Regions from separate parts of the Mus musculus genome. Here region 1 is linked to region 2. Evidence: chromatin loops called from intact Hi-C (ENCODE). Cell type or tissue: left cerebral cortex. All regions are shown on one strand. Links, peaks and the distances in the headings refer to the core of each region. The heading gives the core; the rest is flanking DNA.

What was found. Hi-C counts contacts between places; a loop is a spot of excess contacts. Peaks named below come from ENCODE experiments on the same cell type or tissue, not always from the same donor. Only the 100,000 strongest peaks of a DNase experiment are listed, where the experiment ranks them.
Region 1: a loop joins it to region 2, with 2.0 times the contacts of the local background. A loop is called at or near these places in 1 of 42 quality-filtered maps.

Annotation. Positions count from the first base shown.
Region 1 is chr8:121,987,283-121,992,655 of GRCm38, reverse strand. Banp (BTG3 associated nuclear protein) reads right to left here. Exons shown (of 14, transcript NM_016812.4): 5 at 2,585-2,701; 6 at 953-1,128. Among named protein-coding and RNA genes, the nearest start is that of Mir7237, 12 kb to the right of the region's middle. In left cerebral cortex, for the core only: no CTCF peak of the experiment used is centred there; DNase peaks (open chromatin) are centred at 1,961 and 2,952; H3K27ac peaks cover 327 bases.
Region 2 is chr8:122,227,873-122,233,245 of GRCm38, reverse strand. It overlaps Zfp469 (zinc finger protein 469), which reads right to left and starts at 2,972. Exons shown (of 3, transcript NM_001362883.1): 1 at 2,835-2,972. In left cerebral cortex, for the core only: a CTCF peak has its summit at 2,341; DNase peaks (open chromatin) are centred at 2,376 and 3,277; H3K4me3 peaks cover 1,569 bases; H3K27ac peaks cover 686 bases.

The DNA of each region.
Region 1 (5,373 bases), core at 213-5,212, 240 kb after region 2:
GGTAGAGGAGGCTATTCATCCCGTGGACCTGAGACACAAAAGGAAAGGCCACATGGGGCCAGGGCCCCACTCCTCCTCAGGAACTGCCTCAGTGGCTCACCCCATGGAAGGTTTACCTCTGAGCAACAGAGCCATGACCGCGGTCAAACTCTTAGCACACAAACTCTTGGGAACGACAATCTCCATTTTAGCAACTGCTAGACCGTGAACTGTAAAACCATCAGTATGTGGTGCCTAGCTTCAACTCCTAACACTGCAATTTCAGATACAGTAACATACCTAAGAGCAAAATCTTCATTAAATCGGAAAAAAAAGCGCTTATAGGAAAACCCAGTCATTTAGATGAGGAGACAGAAGCCTCTCACAGGTACACAAAGTCTATGCGTGGGATTTGCACACAGCTCAGTCAGTCAGAGCTCCTTCCTTTCTCGAAACATCCCTGTAAATTAGTTAGAAGCAAGGAGGTACTTCAGACTCTTCAAGGAAGAAGAGCCTGCCCCACCATGGGGACCCCAGGAAATCCCGGGGAGGAGCCGAGGGAAGGCAGCCCCCGCATTGATCTTCCTGGCTACTCGCAGATCTCCAACACAGAGGCAGCCCAACCCAAGAAGACTGTACACCCTAAGCATAGCAACGGCCTCTGGAAGCCTACAGAGAAATGCCAAGGACAGTGGCGGCCTCAGGGGCATGGTCATGAAAGCTACTTTTCCTCAGGAAGCAGGCCATCCAAGAAGGCAACCCCATCACAGACATGCCAGGAACTTGAGAGAGGCACAGGCGCAGGGAGACGGGCACAGGTGCTGGCAGCCACAGTGGAATGCCAGCTGCTTAACTCTCTTCATCACTGTCTCTTCCTGTCAACAGTAAGCCACACCCCCTTCTTGCCAACAGTGAGCCACACCCCTTCCAGAAGAACAACACAGACACAACTATGACAGTCCTAGGAACGCACCTTCGGAGTTCAGGGTGATGAGTGTGACGTTGCTTCCAATGTTCTGGCTTCCTGGCTGGCCACAGTTAGACACGGAGTCACTGGCCTCTGACCCGCTCTCCCCATCTTCGTTGTGGCTGTCGTCCTGACCAGGCACTTTCACCACGATGGTGTTCTGCCGACGCCCAGGAACAGCGCTGGCGGGAAACAAACACAGCAGCCCAGGCTGTGAGAGGACATGAGTGGTACACTGAGATAGCCCTGACTCCCGCTGCTATGTGGACTTATCCCAGTGTCTAGCTGAGCATGGACCAATGTACAAGGTGGGTCCCCCAACATGCGGTATGTCCCCACACACACCCTCCATGGAGATGAGCAGCAACGTAACACAGAAAGTCTGAGACCAAGAAGACACATAATATAAAGCAACTGCTTAAAAATATGAACAGCACGAAATAAGTAAAACCACAACTCCCTGAGACTCAGCCTAGAATCCGGCTTCCAGATCTTAGAGGCCATCCTCACATGCATAATGGTCATCATGTGTCAGAGAATCTCCATCCATCCATCATCACCCACGCTGTCAGACACCCAAGATGACTCAGCCTCCAAAACACCTCCACACTCCCTATGACTCCCACAGACAAACCCTAGAATCAACTTCCAAGGCCATGAGGATGCCAGGAGTCCTCTGGGAGCCATTCTCGGTGCAGGCCCTGAAGTGCAGCAGCAGCCAAACAGCTGGCAGCAGAAAGTGCTCAAAAGGCCCAGGACTGATTTGTTTTCTGAATGACTGTTAACACTGTGGACCATGACTACTACACAGCACAGAGGAAGCAAAGCTCTAGCTCCCATCAGCAAAGTCAAAGGGGCCTTAAAACTCCGGCCAGCCCCAGAGGCAGGAGGCCCTTCCTGAACTTGACCCCACAGAACTACCCACGGTGAACTGGCTCCTCAACACTCCACACCCGTGGCCTCAGTGCGGGCCAGGAGGCACATCCTCGCCCCAACAGAGTGGCAGGCCTCCAGCACTCCACACAGCACACACAGCAGCCCTAGGCCTCCTGTTGCCTAGAGAACTGGTCCAGGACAAGAAGCCAGAACAAAGCTGGAAGGAGCTACACCCCACAGAGAAAAAAAGCAAGACAGGAATCTGTGAGAATACTGCCAGTAATTAAAGGTGACCAAGCTTTCCTGAGGCAGTGACAGAGCCACGGGCAGAGGCCCCCACGGGGCATGGCTCTTGTACACTTTCATTTCTGATGGAAGTTCCATTCAACACATCTCAAAAGATGGGGATGAGAGAAAAAGTCACAACTCGACACAAGTACATCATTTGCCAACTGAGGAGAGGCTCAACCGCAGAGCAGGCAGATGGGGTGGTCAGCTGACCACACGCACTAACTATCGAGCCTCTTCACAAACCAGATCCAGCCCAGCGGTTCTCACAGCTGCCCACCCCTTGGACTGTCTCACCCCACCATTGCTAAGCACCAGGCTGGCCCTTCCTGACCTAAAAACTATGGTGGCTGCTAACGGAATGGACCCTGTGACTACAGACATGGACATGTGCTCAGACTGAACCCTGGCTCAGGAATGCTCACTTATCCTCATGGCAGTGGCAGGGGAGGTGGGGTGGTGATGGCTACTGACTTGCTAATGATATTTTCCAGGGAATCCGGTGCCCTGTTGCTCAATGGGTCTTCCATCTTGGCTACAATGGCGTTCTGCCGATCATTGTTGAGTATTACTGTAGTCTGGGGGACGACGCTATGAAACAAAAGAATCACAAGAAAAAGAAGACCTTAAAACCACAACGTTCATTGTCAGAGCACATGCATCATTTAACACGGTCGGCTCCTGGGGCCGCAGCGGAAAGCGGAGCCCAGGCCAGAACAGCTAAGCTGGAGCTGGGCTTCTCCAGCTTCCTGCTGGTTGGTATTCTTGGTTGGCCCAAATGCATAATTTGGGCAGAGTGGGCTGTGAACATTTAACAGAGTGGGCAGGACAGGCTAAGGCACCCTCCTGTCCTACGCACCTGCAAGCCATCTCAGCAACAGGTTTACATGGAAACAGGATCCTCTTCACTTTCCCCTTGGGTGTGTAATGTGTGATGTGTATGTGTGGGGTGCGTGTGTGCACTGCATGCATAGGAGTTGTGTGCAGAGTCCAGAGCAGGGAGCGGGAGTTTTCCTCCACTGCCTCATTCATTTCAGACAAGGTCTATCACTGAAGAGTAACCTAGTCCATTCAGCGAGGCTGGTAAATCAGCAAGCCTGCGTGGGATCTGCCTGTCCCGGTCCCCTTGCTGAGACATGCACTGCCATGCCTGGCTGTTTATGAGAGTGTTAGGGATTTAATCTCAGACCTCCGTGCTTGCAGAGGCATGAGCTAACCCACTGAACCAGCTCAGCTCCCCAGCGACTTTCAACCGCATCCCTCCAAAACTGAGACGGCATGCTGGTCTCATAGCTACCCTCCTCATGTCACTCCACATCTGCCCTCTAGAGTGGGGCAGCCAACCAACCCATGGGCAGCAAAGGGAAACGTGCTCCCGCGCCACCCACAGCTCTCTAAAGAGTGCACAACCACAACAGGAGGCCTTGAGGCTTAGGTTTGAGGAGAAATTCTAGGAGAGAATGGACCAGGGCCCAAGAGTCACCAGGTTCAGCAACGCCCAGGAGGCAGGACTAGGGTGTGACCGAGCGGGACATGGCTCTCAGAGGCTCCTTCCCACTGCACTCCTCATGTCAACTCAGAGCATGGCAGAGTTGTCTAGTGTGGACTACTGTGAAGAGCCAGGGCTAAAAGGAACCGCCACTTGATGCAGCCAGTTATATTACCTGAAAACCCAGTGTCCTTGTCCAGAGGAAAAGGGTACCTCCTTACTAAACAGGAAGTGTAAGTACCAGCATGACATTCACTTTTGTTTCTTAGTCATTCTACTTACTCTCTGGTGACACCTAAAGTGACAAACTAAGAGTGAGTGTCCACAAGGATCCAAAGTAACCCATGCAATCTCTGCCTGCTTCTGTGGCTGTGTTGCCTTGGGCACACACACTTGCCACACTCACAGCACAAGATGGAAATGGCTTCCAAGGCCTGGTACCATACAATCCTATCAGCCACAGCTCTTCCACAGTAACCAGAAAACACCGGAGAGTAAGTGGGAAAAATGCACATATGCTGGAGCGTCTCTCTCTCTCTCTCTCTCTCTCTCTCTCTCTCTCTCACACACACACACACACACACACACACACACACACACACGCTTCTGGGAATATTTGTCACCAATCTAGGATGGGAAATGAGGAAACCATTTCCAGGCGCCTGAGAACGTGGATGTTCTGAAGACAGGACTACCTCCCTTTATGTCACAGGTGTATGGCCACAGACCACATGCTTCCTCGTTCTCCTGTGTGACTTCTGGGGTACCTGGGCTGAAATACCCTCCTAGTGACTTAGTTAAACACAAACCTAGGAGCTGCTGGAAGGGGGAATCTCACAGATGGGACTCCAGCTCCTCATTAGTTCTCTGTGGTCTGTCAGGGAGAGGTGACGGGGAAGGAGGGGTGGCCTCTCAGGAGCCCTCCAGAAGGAGGCTTAAGCTGCTCTGGCCTGAGACAGCCCCTTCCTGCCACACCCTCACATGCCATCCCTAGACTGCACACTTGTTCAGCAGCTCCTGAAGCGGCTCCTAGAGTAAACCATGTAGGAACGCACGAGCACACCAAACAGCCGTGTACACACATAAGCCCCATACACTCAATGTTGTGAAGTAACTACAAGTTTCTTGGGAGCACACATAGCCCCCAGCTATGAAATCTGTGTAGCCTGAACCTAAAGCAATGCCAGCAAGCAACCCTGAACCCACACATGAGTGAGAGGCAAGCCTCCTTCAGATGCCATCATATTCCACATGTCACCTGCGTAGCTCTGGGCAGTGTGGTCCCCTGCACAGGTTCAAAAAATGTCCCTTTCCCAGAAAAAGCCCTGCTCTGCCACCTCCTGGGATCTCTCCAGAGAAGCATCTGTCTGTCCTTGGAGAATGTTACGTATGGAACTTGCTGGCCAGCCACAGGAGCAGCTCATGATTTTTGCTTCGGTGGCTGGGGACTGCTCCATGCATGGCATGGACGTGTTAGTGAGCCTTGCCCACTGGAAAGGGTAAGAGTGTCTATAGGTTTCCTCCTAGCTGCGCCTTGATAAAGAGCACACAGAGTCTTGAGAACCACTGCCTGGCCATGCAGGAAGGACACTCAGCTTCTAAGGCCTGGCCATGCTGCACAGGAGAGCTCCCGTCTTCCACATTCCTTCTGGCACCAAGGGCTACCTATCGTCCTTTGATTCATCTTAACCGTGTACAATACAAGCCCCTCTAGCACCGCCGTCACCCCCACCACCCATCCCACCCCACTCCACCCCAGCACTATCACGCCTTC
Region 2 (5,373 bases), core at 285-5,284:
CGTGGGTCCCTGCAGCCTTAGGACCTGTTTTGCACCATGTCCCATACCATGGATGAGCACTAAACACCTGAGAAGGGATCCCAAGCCAGACATGACAGACTTGCCGGACATGACAGATGCCTTGGCTCTTTGTGTCTCTGGGGAGGGAGGTCATTCCCTAGTGTGCACAGTGGGTTAGGCTGAGTGCAGTCCTTGGGAACAGAAATAGCAGCTCGCATACGGCATAGACATCATGGCGCTAAAGCGGAGGCTCTGATACAGATGATGAGATGCCCTGGGGTTTGTGGCTTCTTGGTGAGCAAAGTACGCTAGCGCAGCAAAGAACCACTACTCACCCGTACTGACCGGATTTCTACCACTGGAAATGGTGGGATGCTGGCAGACTTCATGACAGGTCTGCAGGATAACACTGACAGCTTCTACTGCCCTGGCCCCAGCCTCAGCCCCAGCCTCAGCCCCAGGGTGAATGGCAAGCACAAACAAAAAGAGAGAGGCCAAAGAAACCTTTCCAGGTCGTGAGGGAGCCATGTCACCTCAATACAAAGCCCAGAGCCCACTTGGAGCCTTCCTCCCGCCATGCTTGGGTCAGAGCACTATGGGTCAGCTCCACAGAGAACGGGGCTGAGGGTGTCAGTCAGAGGTGCTGGGTGCAGAATGTTATTTGGAGATGGGCTGGGCCATATTGTAGCTGCTGTTCCTTTTAGAGAGGGGACACGGCTTCACCTGCTCTGGTGATGGCCATCGAGGACAGGGACAGAATGGGAGGTGTCCCAAGAGGGAAGGGAACTGAGTGTCCCAGGTAGGTGTGGGAGGAAGGGGCTGTGTTAAAGGCCCTCTCACCCTTCATTGTTCACGCACGAGTTCCAGGAGGAAATGGGGTGAGGCCAATGGAGGGCTGATGAGGAAAACAAGAAGCAGATGCAGTCCAGTACCTGGCCACCTGCTTCCATCGGCTGGAGCCCAGGACCAGCCAGGTTTAGTGACTTGCCCAAGGCCATGCTACCTGCCACACTTGCCCCTGGCCTGGGTATACCTGTGCAAGTATGCCCCTCCTCCACACCGTTGCAGCTCTAGAGGAGAAAGCAGACCCAGAAATGGAATTCTTCCCAAGATGGATTGGGGGTTGGCCCAGAAGCCCAGGCTGCACATAAGTTTCAGTGTGTGGCCTGGCCTCTGCTTCCAGGCCATGTCAGTACTTAGCAAGGGCACGCAGAGAAAGACCCAGGGCTTGCTTCCCAAAGCAGGTGGCAGGACACTTCCTGGCTTGCAATGCCAAGTTGTAAAAGGTACATGCTCCAAAGACTTGGTGGGGAGTGACATACCACTAACTTCTCCAAGGCAACTGTGGCAACTCCAGGCTTACTGTGTCGCCTGTCACTCCAGGTGATTGACAGCTAGGGGCTTGGGCTGAAACGGATCCTCCAGTAGCGGCAGGACAGAAGGCTCAGGCTGCTGTGAAGGAGTGAGAGGCCATCGCTGGGGGCATACAAGCAGCCACTGACCTGGGTCGGTGGAGGGTGGGGTCTTGTGGAGACTAAATCACTGACACTGTAAGCTCATGACTTCAGAGCTCTCTTTGGCTCTCCCACGGCCTCTACAATGCCCTGGGATACTGACAGCCTGGAGTCCACTTGCTTTGTCTCACCTTATCTCCCAGACTGAAGAAACCCTGTGCCGTCCTCTGCTGCCTTCTCCCATTCACAATAAGGAAGACACACTCTGTTGGCTCTGCCCAGTTGTTTGGGACCTGCCAGGCCAAGCTTATGGCAAAAGGGACCTGCCAGGCAAGCTTATGCCATCCTGAAGGGACTGCTGGCCAGCTGCTGCTCTCCCCGACTGGCCCCGTCAATATGCCCAAGCATTTTGCCCGCTTGTCTGTTATTTTCCGGACTTGGGTGTTGGCTGAGTAAAGACGGTTGGGACAGTGCAGGACACAGAGGCCTCGACACACCTTTGTCCCTCTAACAGGGGGAACTGGACCAGAGTCAACTGGCAGTGTGGCTCTGGACTGTCAGCACCTCTGCTGCTTTCCAGCTGTGCAACACAGGCCACTCTGACCCTCTTCATCTAGAGCACGGGGTTCCACCCATTTCACTAGGAAGATTAAATGCAGTAGTAACACGTGGCACAGTCCCCACACAGCCGGCTCAGAGGAGCCCGAAGAAAAGCCATCAACTGTCTCAGCTGGAGCCCGAGCCCCACTCAGCAGCCCGGCTGTTCCGCTTTCCTGTCTGCTATGCACATCCCTGCTTCTACCCTGGGGTCTCGGGTGCAGGACAGGGTCCAGGCCGCCACTGGAAGTCCGATTGAATCCCGCTACGATACCCTCCCCTTCCCACCATCGCCACGAGGGGCGCAGTGTCTCCGCGGTCGGCTTAGCTTAACTCCGTGGACTCCTCCAGCGGAGCTGCCCCAAAGCACAGGGTGGGTGGGGGCGCGATGGGCCTCCTGGCGGAAGCAAGAGCGTGGTGACCCTCAAGTCCGCTAGCCGGACCCCATCCCGCCCGCGGAATCAGACCTTAGGGGGTCCCGAGCGGGCGGCGGTGGAGTAGCATACGAACGGTTCCAAGTCGCAATGAATGAGTTACCGCTTCACCTCCCGCAGCCCCGTGGCTCCGACTCCCCTGGGCTCTGGTGATGCTTGCTCTGTGCTTCGCAACTCGCGGGCGACATCCCCAACAGCTCTCTCAGGGGCTGGGCCAGGCAGCCCCGAGTTCGGTACTCGGCGCCTGCAGCTCGTCTCACCGTGTGTCGGAACCCGAGGCCAGCCGTGCGCCTGGAGGGCAGCGCGGTGACCGCACCCGTCCCTGATCACCCCAGCGACGCGCACTCACCTCCGCCCCGGCCGCGCGTAGCTCCAGTTCCCGGGACGCGCGGGGCGCCCGCGCCCGGACCGCGTAGCCCCAGCGCTCATCCCCGCCCGCAGCGCCCCGGCCGCCCGCCCGCCCGTCCGCCGGGCACCGAGCCGCCGCGCTGCGCCTGGGGCGGGGTGCGAGCAGAGGGCCGCCTCCCGGGCCGGTCCGCGGGCAGCGCTCGCGCGGAGGCCGGACGCACAGCAGCGCCCCGGCTTGGGTTACACGCTTGCGCCCCCCCCCCCCCCCGCCCCGCCCCGGCTATTTTTAGCACGGCTTTTCCTAGGTGTTGGTTTCATGTGATCCACCTAGCCACGCCGGCCTGGTGGGAAACTCTCTCCCCGGTCACCAACCCTCTCCCCCCACAACACGCTCCTTGGCCAGTTCTACAGCTGGCACGCCGCTGGGCGGAAAGCCTGGCTTCAGCGCAACTTCGGAAACGGCTGCCACCATTCCACCGTGTGGCTTCCAGTCGCAGCTCTATCCATCCTTCGCTCCTCCCAGTCCCTGGGCCACCAAAAGCAACTAAACCTCTTCCTCTGGCTTCTGTCCCGGAAGGTTAGGGCCCGGGCCATAGCTGACACCTGTTTAGGGGAAAATTCAGGTTAAGCCTCCCCCTACCCCCCAGTACATAAGTCTGACACTCTAAGGTGCTGCGGCCTGGAGTAGATGTCCAGCGGGCTTCTGTCATAACACAGAGCTCGAAGTCATCAACCTTGGTGGCTTCCTACTGGGCCATCATCCAGCCTGGGGATGAGCACACTGGAACGTAGTGGGGACCGAAGGAGCTATTTAGGTCTCTAGAGACGGAGGGGCACCTTTAAGATCATCTGACAAAATGCCACATCTAACATGAACCCAAGCTTCACAGATCAGGAATCTGCCAGAGGCCACACAGCTGGAAGAGCTTATGTTAAGATGTTCAGCTCAGCATGAGGGTTCAATGCCCCAGCATTGAGTAAAAAGGCAAGGTGTGGCGTGTATTTGAACCCAGTGCTGGGGAAGCAAGAGCCAGGCAGATCCCTGGGGCTAGCTGGCCAGGCAGCTTAATTTACTCGGTGAGCTCCAGGGTAACCTGTCTCCATAACAAAGCGGACAGCACCTGAAGCCGACCTCTGGTCTCCACGCACACACGTACACGATGTGAGCTCACAGCCCCAGGTCCTGAGAGAGAGAAGATCACTGACTCCACTTTAGATGAACTGGATCACTGACCATTGATCTGTGGGCTTCTCAACAGGCGGGGGTACTTCACGGAAAGAGACCCTGTCAGAAAGAGCCCTTCCACAGCTCCCACCCCCAGTAGGTCTAGCTGCCACTCAGAAGTTCCAGTTTCACTCCTGGGAACACCTTTATCATGCAAAGCAAGGCTGGGCGCAGGCTTCCAGGATGCTTCCTGGGAAACTCCTGGCCTTGGGCAGGTCCCAAGGCCTATGCTGAACCACTCACTTGTGAATGGCCCTGAGCTGCAGTGTGCTGCAGGGCAAAGCTGATCTTCCTGGGACTGTGCAGTGTGGCATGTGACAGTGAGTGAGCCCGAAGGGGATGCAAATGTGAATAGAATCTGGGTTGAGAGGCCCCCACCCTGCCCTGCACCCCAGCTCTGGAATTCTGATCACATTTCCGCAGTATCATTCTGGGCCTGTGGACCCAGGATCTCTTGCTCCTCAGAAAACATCCAGGAAGGGTCTGAGAAACTAACTGTGAGTGGAGGAATACCCCAGCTACCAGGCTTCCCAGTCCCTACTGCTGGGGTCCCACCCACCCGGGAGACCTTGGAAGACATATCTGTTTTAACTTTAAGGAAGGCCAAGATTTCAAAATATACCAGTGTGTTTATGTATGTATGTATGTATGTATGTATATATGTATGTGCTTGGGGCATGTGCATCTGCGAACACATATACATGCATATGTGTGCACATAAACATATATGTGTGCATGCATGTAGTATTTGGACACATGTTTCTCTAGCTGTGTGCCTCTGGACACTGCCCAGGCTACAGACACAATAACCGAGGTCACTGGTGCCCCCACCTGCTGCTACAGCCTTAACAGTGGACAGGCCCTGTAATTCTCGAGTCAGGTGGGTGTGAGGCCTACAGCCCTGTCCTACTGCTCAGGAGGCCATAGCAAGGCAGGTCTCCTCTGCTTGGCAAGCTGCTGCCCCTTTTCCAGGCTCTGGTGCTGTCTTCAGTCCTCTGACTGGAAAGCCTGCATCCTCTCCCATGGCTACCCGTGACTGATCAGTGATGTTGAGGCACAGGTGGGGCCGTAGTAACACTGTGAAGCCTCGGTGTGCACAGGATGGCAGGGTCAAGGTCTCCTCTCACTCTAGACATCAGTCACATGAGCATGAGAATGCTGTTATGAGACTTTTCTGAGTGACAGGGTCCTTCCTCAAGGATGCCTTGGACTTATGTCCGGCAGCCTCATCTTCTCCTCTCGGTCCTGAACAAGAGCCAGAGCTCCTGACAGAATGACCTCTTTGTCCTGGGAGGAGCTGCTAACACACACACAC